Linked DNA regions of Homo sapiens: region 1 is linked to region 2. A link is a loop called in an ENCODE intact Hi-C map of the cell type or tissue named here. Cell type or tissue: mammary epithelial cell. All regions are shown on one strand. Links, peaks and the distances in the headings refer to the core of each region. The heading gives the core; the rest is flanking DNA.

What was found. A loop is a pair of places that touch in the nucleus more often than their neighbours do. Peaks named below come from ENCODE experiments on the same cell type or tissue, not always from the same donor. Only the 100,000 strongest peaks of a DNase experiment are listed, where the experiment ranks them.
Region 1: it touches region 2 in a loop (14-fold over the local background); 8 of 110 quality-filtered maps call a loop at or near these places.

What each region holds. Positions count from the first base shown.
Region 1 is chr6:10,718,071-10,723,315 of GRCh38, forward strand. It overlaps TMEM14C (transmembrane protein 14C), which reads left to right and starts at 5,000. Exons shown (of 6, transcript NM_016462.4): 1 at 5,000-5,171. RefSeq lists silencers at 2,057-2,216, 2,547-2,686, 4,931-5,060 and an enhancer at 5,000-5,245. In mammary epithelial cell, for the core only: a CTCF peak has its summit at 2,953 (motif pointing left); a DNase peak (open chromatin) is centred at 4,931; H3K4me3 peaks cover 2,120 bases; H3K27ac peaks cover 864 bases.
Region 2 is chr6:10,507,534-10,513,022 of GRCh38, forward strand. It overlaps LOC101928146 (a long non-coding RNA gene), which reads right to left. Exons shown (of 3, transcript XR_001743961.2): 2 at 2,810-3,107; 3 at 1,127-1,770. Among named protein-coding and RNA genes, the nearest start is that of GCNT2, 11 kb to the right of the region's middle. In mammary epithelial cell, for the core only: a CTCF peak has its summit at 3,160; no DNase peak of the experiment used is centred there.

The sequences.
Region 1 (5,245 bases), core at 246-5,245, 210 kb after region 2:
TTCCTGCAAGTTCTTAGTCATTATCAGCGTTGGCTGGTTAGAATCAGCTGTGATAAACAAGGGCTTCAATTTTGCTATCTGCAAGGTAGGTGCTGCCACAAGTGGAAAGTTTGTCTTTAAGAATATACGCCGCGACCGGGCATGGTGGCTCACACCTGTAATCCCGACACTTGTGGGAGGCCCAGGCAGGCAGATTGCTTGAGGCTGGGAGTGTGGGACCAGCCTGGCCAACATGGTGAACCACTGTCTCTACTAAAAACACAAAAAATAGCCAGGCATGGTGCCACACATCTGTAATCTCAGCCGCTCAGGAGGCTGAGCAGGAAAATCACTTGAACCTGAGAGGCAAAGGTTGCAGTGAGCTGAGATCATGCCACTGCACTCCAGCCTGGGCAACTGTTAGAAATGCTTGTTCCCCAGCACCACAAAATAGCACTCAAACATAAATTTAATTCTCTCAGCAAGGCCATTTTCACTTCCTGCAGAAAGGGTGCTTCTCACAGATGGAACAACGGCAATAGCACACTTGAACAAAGGAAAAGCAGAGGGTTTACACATTTGGGTCCTCCTTACTGCTGTGTCCTGCATGCATTGACTGGTGCTGGACCTCGGTCTTAAATTTCCAATTTGCTAACAACCTGAAACTTTCCTAAATAGTTAGGTGCAAGGGAGGATAAAGGAGACTAAGTTGCTTATGAAAGGTTTAAGGAAATAATAACATTTCCAAATAAGGAAGGGGCATAAAATATGAGCTGAGACTTGCTTGGGCCTGTCCAGACATGCCTGAATAAGCCAAAGCAACTAACTGGGCTAAATCGTAAGAACTAACAGTTGATAGCAGGCTTTGGAGTAAGATGTGATTATTCCTGGTGTCTATTTTTAAACCAAGACAAGGTTTGAAGAGAAGCTTTTCTACTTTCTACAACAGCAAAACTCCATCTCAAAAAAAAAAAAAAAAGCAAAAACCATGCTACAAAGGCCAGCAAAGCAGCTCATGCCTCTAATCCCAGCACTTTGGGAGACTGAGGTGGGCAGATGAGATTAAGAGTTTGAGACCAGCTGGGCCAACATGGTGAAACCCCATTGTGTCTGGACTTTGTGGGTTCGTCTTGCTGACTTCAAGAATAAAGCCACAGACCCTCATGATTGAATGTTACAACTGTTAAAGATGGTGGGTCCAAAGTTTGTTCCTTCCGACATTCAGACATTATCTAGTTTCTTCCTACTGGTGGGTTCACGGTCTCACTGATTTCAGGAATGAAGCTGCAGGCCTTTGCAGTGAGTGTTACACCTCTTAGAGGTGGCACATCTGCAGTTACTTGTTCTTTCTGGTGGGTTTGTGCTCTCTGCTAGCCTCAGCAATAAAACCACCAACCTCTGCAGTCAGTGCTACAGTTCATAAAGGTGGCACATCCAGTTTTTCATCTGCTTTCAGTGGGTTTGTGGTCTCACTAGCTTCAGAAGCAAAACTGTAGCCTTATCACGGTGAGTATTAAAACTCATAAACATTGCACGGATCTAAAGAACTATCAGCACCAACATTTATTGCAAAAAGCAAAAGAACAAAGCTCTGTCAGCCCAAGAAAACACCCAAGCACGTTTCCCCTACTGGCTGTGGGTGGCCAGTTTTTATTCCCTAATCTGGCCACACCCACATCCAGCTGATTGGTCCATTTTACAGAGTGCCGATTGGTGCATTTGCAAACCTTTAGCTAGACACAGAGTGCTGATTGGTGCGTTTACAATCCTTTGGCTAGATACAAAAGTTCTCCAAGTCCTGACCAGATTAGCTAGACACAGAGCGCTGATTGGTGCGTTTACAAACCTTTAGCTAGACAAAAAACTGCTGACTGGTGCATTTACAATCCTTTAGCTAGACACAAAAGTTTTCCAAGTCCCCACCCGTCCCAGAAGCCCAGCGGGCTTCACCTCTCGCTGGGAGTTGGGTGGGACTTTTTGGCAACTAGCCTGGGCACTCCGGGAGCTCCTCCCACACAACCAAGAGGAAAAGAGGAGGAGAGAGACAGAGACCCGCCATCGTGGCCAACGACCCCGCCAAGAGGGAACGGCGGTCCACGCACTGGACCCAGCCTCCGATCAAGCCCAGCAGGGGCCGGCAGGTCGCGCCAAGTGCGGGGCCCACCGAGCCTGCGCCCACCTGGAACCCGGGGCAGCGCAGCCCCAGTCCCCGCCTGCGCCTCTCCCTCCACGCCTCCCCACGAGCAGATGGAGCCGGCTCCGGTCTCGGCCAGCCCCAGGGAGGGCCCCGCACAGCGCAGCGGCGGGCTGAAGGGCTCCTCGAGCCTGGCCGATGCTAAGGAGGCACCGAGAGCAAGCGAAGGCTGCTAGTGAGAGGTGACGACGTGCTGGCAGTCCTCAGAGCCCTCGCTCTCGGCGCCTCCTCTTCCTGGGCTCCCACTTTGGAGGCACTTGAGCCCTTTAGCCCACCGCTGCACTGTGGGAACCCCTTTCTGGGCTGGCCAAGGCCAGAGCTGGCTCCCTCAGCTTGCAGGGAGGTGTGGAGGAAGAGGCGCGAGCGGAAACCAGGGCTGCGCGCGGCGCTTCCGCGCCAGTTGGAGTTCCGGGTGGGCGTGGGCTTGGCGGGCCCCGCACTCGGAGCAGCCGGCCGGCCGGCCCTGGGCAATGAGGGGCTTGGCACCCAGGCCAGCGGCTGCAGAGGGTGTACTGGGTCCCCCAGCAGTGCCAGCCCACCGGCGCTGCGTTGGATTTCTCGCGGGGCCTTAGCTGCCTTCCGACGGGGCAGGGCTCGGAACCTGCAGCCCGCCATGCCTGAGCCTCCCACCACCTCCGTGGGCTCCTGTAGGGCCCGAGCCTCCCTGATGAGCACCACCCCCTGCTCCACAGGGCCCAGTCCCATCAACCACCCAAGAGCTGAGAAGTGTGGGCGCAGGGCGCAGGACTGGAAGGCAGCTCCACCTGCAGCCCTGGTGTGGGATCCACTGGGTGAAGCCAGCTGGGTTAAGTCTGGTGGGGAGGTGGAGAACCTTTATGTTTAGCTCAGGGATTGTAAATACACCAATTGGCACTCTATATCTAGCTCAAGGTTTGTAAACACACCAATCAGCCCCCTGTGTCTGGCTCAGGGTTTGTGAATGCACCAATGGACACTGTATCTAGCTACTCTGGTGGGGACCGTGGAGAACCTTTATGTCTAGCTTAGGGATTGTAAATACACCAATCGGCACTCTGTATCTAGCTCAAGGTTTGTAAACACACCAGTCAGCACCGTGTGTCTAGCTCAGGGTTTGTGAATGCACCAATCCACACTCTGTATCTAGCTACTCTGGCAGGACCTTGGAGAACCTTTGTGTGGACACTCTATAGCTAATCTGGTGGGGACGTGGAGAACTTTTGTATCTAGCTCAGGGATTGTAAACGCACCAATCAGCACCCTGTCAAAACAGACCACTCGGCTCTACCAATCAGCAGGATGTGGGTGGGGCCAGATAAGAGAATAAAAGCAGGCTGCCCAAGCCAGTAGTTGTAACGCACTTGGGTTTTCTTCTATGTGGAGGAGGCTTTGTTCTTTCTCTTTTTCTTTTTGCAACAAATATTGCTGTTGCTCGGTGCTTAGGTCCTGTGTTGTCTTTACAAGTGGTAACGCTCACTGCGAAGATTTGCAGTTTTGCTCCCAAAGCTACGAAGACCACGATCCCACCGGAAAGAACAAACATATTCCAGACGCACTGCCTTAAGAGCTTTAACATTCGTTATAGAAGTCTGTAGCTTTGCTCCTTGAGCCAGTCCAAAGCTAGGGAGACCACGATCCCACCGGGAAGAACAAACAATTCCAGACACACTGCCTTAAGAGCTTTAACATCCACCACAGAGGTCTGTAGCTTTGCTCGTTGAGCCAGTGAGACAGCAAACCCACCAGCAGAAAAACTCCCTGAATACTTCTAAACATCGGAAGAAAAACTCTAGAGACACTGCTTTTAAGAACTAACACTCATCGCGAGGGTCTGCAGCTTTCTCAAGTCAGACCAAGAAGCCATCAATTTTGAACACACTGGCACGTTGTGATCTCTCACTATCTCCACTAAAAATAACAAAAATTAGCCTGGCAGCCAGGGGTGGTGGTACAGGCCTATAATCCCAGCTACTCAGGCAGCTGAGGCAGGAGAATCAGTTGAACATGGGAGTCAGAGGTAGTGGTGAGACAAGATCATACGCTGCACTCCAGCCTGGGCAATAGAGTGAGACTCCACATAAAAAAAAAAAAAACTTGGCTGGAATTCGCTTTATTCACTGACAATTATATTGGTCAGATTTGTGTATGTTGATACTTGTAGGGGATGGAGAGGGAGAAGTCAACGATGACAGCAAATTTTAGTGTAGAGCAACTAAGAGAATGGTGGTGCAGGAAACGGAATAGGAGTGACTCCAAGTGGGAATGGAGATAATATGCTGTGGATATTTTGGGTCCACAGAGCTGGGTAAAAATCAGGTTTAACTTACTCCCCATCCCCCTTTAAGATGCTTCTCAAGCAGCCTCACTCCCTAAAACAAACGGATATTTGGCTTTGAGCCACATTATTCTGCAGCCCCCGTATTTTCTTCCAGGCAGGCCCTTCCTGGTGTAGACAAGATCGGGCTTGAGTGACACTCCTCCCTGATGGCCTGCATCTGGTTTATACCCTGTAACTTGTTCCTCTATTAATGGGGTCCTTCAAAATCCAGCCTCAGATTCCCTGGTCCCGCAGCGGTGGCCTCACCTCTGGCGTGGCCGAGCTCACGTGGTCCGGCTTGTGCAAGTCCCAGGTCCAACTCCGGGTCTCCTGCTTTTGGCCACTCAGGATTGGACCTGGGACTGATACTGGTCGGCCCTGCAGGCGCTGCGGACAGGGGAAGCACAGAGATTCCCCGCCGCGTTCCCTGGACTCAGGAGCTCGCCGCGATGCCCCGCCCCACTCTCCACCCGCTGAATGCAGGGCGCATGCTGCTACTTGGCGGCTCAAGCCCCGCCCGCACCGTCCCCATTCTCTGACCGCCCCTCTCCCGGTACACTGCGCAGGCACAACAGAGCCGCTCCCCTCTCCTCGCCCCGCCACCGGGACGGAGAGCGCCCGCCGCTGCATTTCCGGCGACACCTCGCAGTCATTCCTGCGGCTTGCGCGCCCTTGTAGACAGCCGGGGCCTTCGTGAGACCGGTGCGAGTATTTGGGGATTATTCTTATTTTCTGCCACTTTTAACTTTTAGGGATTATTTAGGAGTTTCACGGCC
Region 2 (5,489 bases), core at 299-5,298:
ATATTGATAGTGCCAAGGGTGAGCAACCCTGCTTTAAATGATGATGACATAGTATGTGTGAAAACCCTCTACAAATCCATACTGCTATTTTTACCATTTTACAAGTAGATTTTTCTAGTATGACAGCTATTCCTGGCAATGTTAGCCAGCACTAGGCCCTCAGCTCATGTTTGTTGGGTAGACCAGTGCATGTCAAAGATGATTAGCAAACATTATGCTAAGTGAAATTAGCCAGTCACAAAAAGAAAAATATTGCATGATTTCACGAACATGGGGTATTTAAAGTAATCAAACTCATGAAAACAAAAAGCAGAATGTGGTTGCCAGGAGTTGGGGGGAGAGGAAATGGAGAGTTGTTCTTTGATGGGTATGAAGTTTCAACTTTGCAAAGGTGAGAAAGTTCTAGACATCTGTCATACAACAATATGCAATATAGTTAACACTATATTGCACACTCAAAGGTGGTTCAGATGGTAAATTTTATGGTAGGTGTTATTTACACAATTTTTAAAACTTTAGGTGGGCGCGGTGGCTCATGCCTGTAATCCCAGCGCTTTGGGAGGCCGAGGCAGGAGGATCACTTGAGGTCAGGAGTTTGAGACCAGCCTGGCCAACATGATGAAACCCCATCTCTACTAAAAATACAAGCAATTAGCTGGGCATCGTGGCACATGTCTGTAATCCCAACTACTCGGGAGGCTGAGGCAGGAGAATTGTTTGAACCCAGGAGGCAGAGGTTGCAGTGAGCTGATAATTGCACCACAGCACTCCAGCCTGGGCAACAGAGCTAGACTCCGTCTCAAAAAGCAAAACAAACAAACAAAAAAACCTGTTTTAGCAAGTCTTCAACATTAGTGATTAGGGGTAGAATTTGAAGTTTCCAGGTTACTGTGGCAGTGTGTACACCTGATTAAACACTACTCTTCCAGCTAATTTGACAGAAATGCAACAATATATTAAATATGGAAGGAGAGGGGCAGGTGATGGGAGAGAGAAGTTGTGAAAAGCCCCACAATGTGTCCTCATCCTGGAGACACTGAGTATGTGCTTGAAAATAGGCTGGTTCCATCGTGTAATGGTTAGAACTCTGGACTCTGAAAATAGGCTGATGTATTGGACTAACCTGTAATTGTGAGAAATAATTTATTTGCAGAAGATAAAAGACTTAGAGGACATTTATAAATATAAATGTTATTAGAATTAGGTGACCTTCAAAGGAGTACTGAATACGCCTGTTGGTTTTGGTCACAAAGTTTCCCAAATCATTTTTGTTTTGCTTCGATTATATTTACCTAATCCTGATAAGTTTCACCCGAATGAATAAATGTTATCGCTCTGAGCTTCAAAGTGCAAATATTTTACCAGCCTCATTGAAAAGCACAAATATTATCTTTAGCATAGATTGGTTTCTCAGGGTAGAAAACTGCATATAAGAACAAATCTCATGAAGTTAAGGTTATCTCATTCCCTATTTAATTTGTCCTTTAGTTGAATAGTGAGTTAGAGCTAGAGACATGCTTATAAAATTTTGTTTTCTGATGTCTTCTCTGTAGGACAAATGGAAGGAAAGATTTTTGGAAGCAGCTTCTTGTGTCCGACCCGCTGTGATCAGCTGCTACTCCCAGGTCTGGGGTTAGATGGCTTTGTGACTTTCCTTCTCTGGATGGCATTTTGCTTTCCTCTGTAAAATGGTGTGATGAATGAGATGACCTCTAAGCCTCTTTCCATGTCTGTCACTGGACTGTCCTCTTATGTAGCCATTTAAGTTTTCTAATTAAAAAAAAAAAATTTAAAATTTGATGCTCAGTTAAGTTACATCAAAATAATTAAAATGAAACTACAGGTTGAGTATCCCATATCCAAAACGCTTGGGACCAGAAGTGTTCTGAATTTCAAGTTTTTTCTAGGTTGGAAAATTTGCATATACATAATGAGATGTCTTGGGGATGGGACCCAAGTCTGAACATGAAATTCATTTATATTTCATATACACCTTATGCACATAGCCTGGAGATAATTTTATACACTATTTTAAATAATTGTGTCCAAGAAGCAAAGTTTTGGCTGCTGTTCGACTGAGACCCATCACATGAAGTCAGGTGTGGAATTTTCCACTGATGGTGCCACATTAACTCTCAAAAAGTTTTGGATTTTGGAGCATTTCAGATCTCAGATTTTCAGACTAGGGATGCCGAACCTCTATGTAATTTTGCTTTGAATGTGTCTGGGACACTGGGGAAATTTTGATTTTTAAGATTCATCTCTAATTCTGAAAATAACCTGGTTGGGTGCAGTGGCTCACGCCTGTAATCCCATCATTTTGGGAGGCTGAGTTGGGCAGATCTCCTGAGGTCAGAAGTTCGAGACCAGCCTGGCCAACATGGTGAAACCCTGTCTCTACTAAAAGTGCAAAAATTAGCTATGCATGGTGGCACACACCTGTAGTCCCAGCTACTTGGGAGGCTGAGGCAAGAAAATCGCTTGAGCCTGGGAGGCAGAAGTTGCAGTGAGCCAAGATCGCGCCACTGCACTCCAGCCTGGGTGACAGAGGGAGACTTCGTCTCTAAATAAATAAATAAAATCTAAGTGATGGCACGTCACCCCGGGGCATCTTTCCACTTTCACATTCTCTCCTGGCTGCTTTACCTGCCCTGCCAGCACAGTCCAGAGGGCCCCCACTAGCATTCCACATGCCAGGCCTTGCTTAGATGGAAGGCCTTTTCTTCCATCTAATCTAACCTGTCTCTTGTCCCATTTTTCCAGAACCTCTATTGGATGGCATTTTCTAGAACCTCTATTGGTTACTTACGGCATAATGAGATATATAGAGGTTATTGCTAGGTCATCCTTCTTGACTCAAATCTCATTTAAGCAATTAGCTTCCTTATGAAACTTCATAAGGGTCATTGTGGATCCCTTGGCTGGCTGATGGGGCTGAGATCTTGGGATAGGCAGGTTTTTCCTTGCGCCTCGAATGCCACGTTGAATACTCCTCATGTCTTTGGAGACATGTCCTTCCCTTCGAGCTGCTCCCAGTCAGGTGAGGAATAAAATGCTATGATGGCGTGAAAATTCTCCCTTGGTCTCATCCATAGATTTGCAATCACCTAAAAAAAAAAAAGGAAGAGTGTGCCAAGCCACCCCATATAGAGCCACTGTGTGGCAGCACTGCCTCTCGCCAAAGCTTGGGCCACTCGGTGTCAGGCAAAGTGCAGTGGGGTGAGTTTCCAGTTCACTGGCGGTACAGGTAGCCCCTAGAAGCGATCGTGTGCAGTGAGAATAGCTAGCATTTCAGAGTGTTCACTATGCGTGAATACTGCTCAGAGTGCATTCTACTTATTAACACATCAACTCACAAAACAGCCCTACTGGTATTATCTTTATTTTACTGACAAAGAAATTAAGACAGATAGGAAAAGTGATTTGCCCAACGTCACACAACTAGGAACTAGCAAAGCCAGGATCTAGACCCACGCAAACCTCTCTTTGAAGCTCATGCTTTGCTACCAAATATCGTGTCATTCTGGCATTCACGAGGAAATCTTGAAAATAAAGCAAAAAGTTGTAAAATGGTATCAAGTCCACAATCGCTGTCTTGATGTAGTGCAAGCACAGTGGTATACAAGGGACATCCGTAGATACAGAGGAGAGGGTCAGCAAACCTTCTCTGGTAAAGGCCAGATGGAAAACATTTTAAGCTTCGGTGGTCAGATGTGGCAACAACTTAGCCCTGCCATTGTAACGTGAAAGCAGCCATAGGCCCTGTGTAAACAAATGAGGACGGCTGTGTTCCAATAAAATTGTATTTATGGACACCGAAATTTGAATTTCATATAATTTTCATGTGTCACAAAACATTTTTCTTCTTTGGATTTTCTCCCAACCATTTTAAAATATAAAACCATTCTAGCTGAGAGATTGTCTAAAAACATGCAGCGAGCCAGACTGGACCCCCCCAGCTGTGGTTTTGCTGATCTCTGGTATAGAGGAAAGAAGGGTGGCTAAACTTAATTCGGTGAGTGCCTACCATAAGCAAGGTGTTGAAAGTGCAGTGACCAGCAGACCGAAATAGTTCTCCATGGGACATTATGTTGAGTGAAATAAGCCAGGCACAGAGAGACAAATATTGCATGATCTCACTCATGTGGAATCCACATAGAAGTAGAGAATAGAACAGTGGTTACCAGAGAATGGGAAGGGAAAGGAGCAGGGGGGTGATGAGAGATGGATCAACAGGTGCCAAGCTATAGATAGAGAGGAAGAATAAGCTCTGGAGTTCTACTGCATAGGAGGAGGATTACAGTTAATAATAATGCATTGTATATTTCAAAATACCTGGAAGAGCAGTTTTTGAATGTTCTGATAACAAACAATAAATGTCTAAGGTGATGGATATGCTAATTACCATGATTTGATCATTACACAATGTATACATGTATTGGAACATCATGCTGCATCCCATAAATACGTATAATTACCACCTGTAAATCATACATTTAAAAATAAAATATTAACTTTTTGTTTTAAAAATAAATAGTCCTCCATGGACTAGTGGTAGAGCAAACAAACAAGCAATTGTAGGAGTACAAGGTTTTATTAGGGCAGGTGAAGGGCTTCTAACCCAGACTTGGAAGAGCAAGGAAGGGTCACCAGGGAAGCAGTGTCACATAGGGACCTGAAAGATGAGTAGGAACTCAAGACAAGGCAGGGGGAGAGAATATTCCAGGTAGATGGCCTATGCAGTGAGAAGAGATAAGCTTGAGGCTAGGCACAGTGGCTCATGCCTATAATCCCTTTGGGGGGTCAAGGAAGGAGGGTCCCTTGAGCCCAGGGGTTCAAGACCAGCCTGGGCAACATAGTGATACCCCGTCTCTACAAAAAAACGATTTTTATTTTTTTATTTTATTTTATTTTTTTTGAGACGGAGTTTCACTCTTGTTGCCCAGGCTGGAGTGCAATGGTGTGATCTTGGCTCACTGCAACTTCCACCTCCCGAGTTCAAGCGATTCTCCTGCCTCAGCCTCCCTAGTAGCTGGGATTACAGGCATGTGCCATCATGCCCAGCTAATTTTGTATTTTTGGTAGAGATGGTGTTTCTCCATGTTGGTCAGGCTGGTATCGAACTCCCAATCTCAGGTGATCTGCCTGCCTCGGCCTCCCAAAGTGCTGGGATTACAGGCATGAGCCACCTCGCCCGGCCCCAAAAAAAATTTTTTTAAGGCTGGGTGAGGTGGCTCACTCCTGTAATCCCAGCACTTTGGGAGGCCTAGGCGGGTGGATCACCTGAGGTCAGGAGTTCAAGACCAGCCTGGCCAACATGGTGAAACCACTTCTCTACTAAAAATACAAAAATTATCTGGGCGTGGTGGTGGGTGCATGTAATCCCAGCTACTTGGGAGGCTGAGGCAGGAGAATTGCTTGAACCTGGGAAGCAGAGGTTGCAGTGAGCTGAGATCGCACCATTGCACTTCAGCCTGAGCAACAAGAGT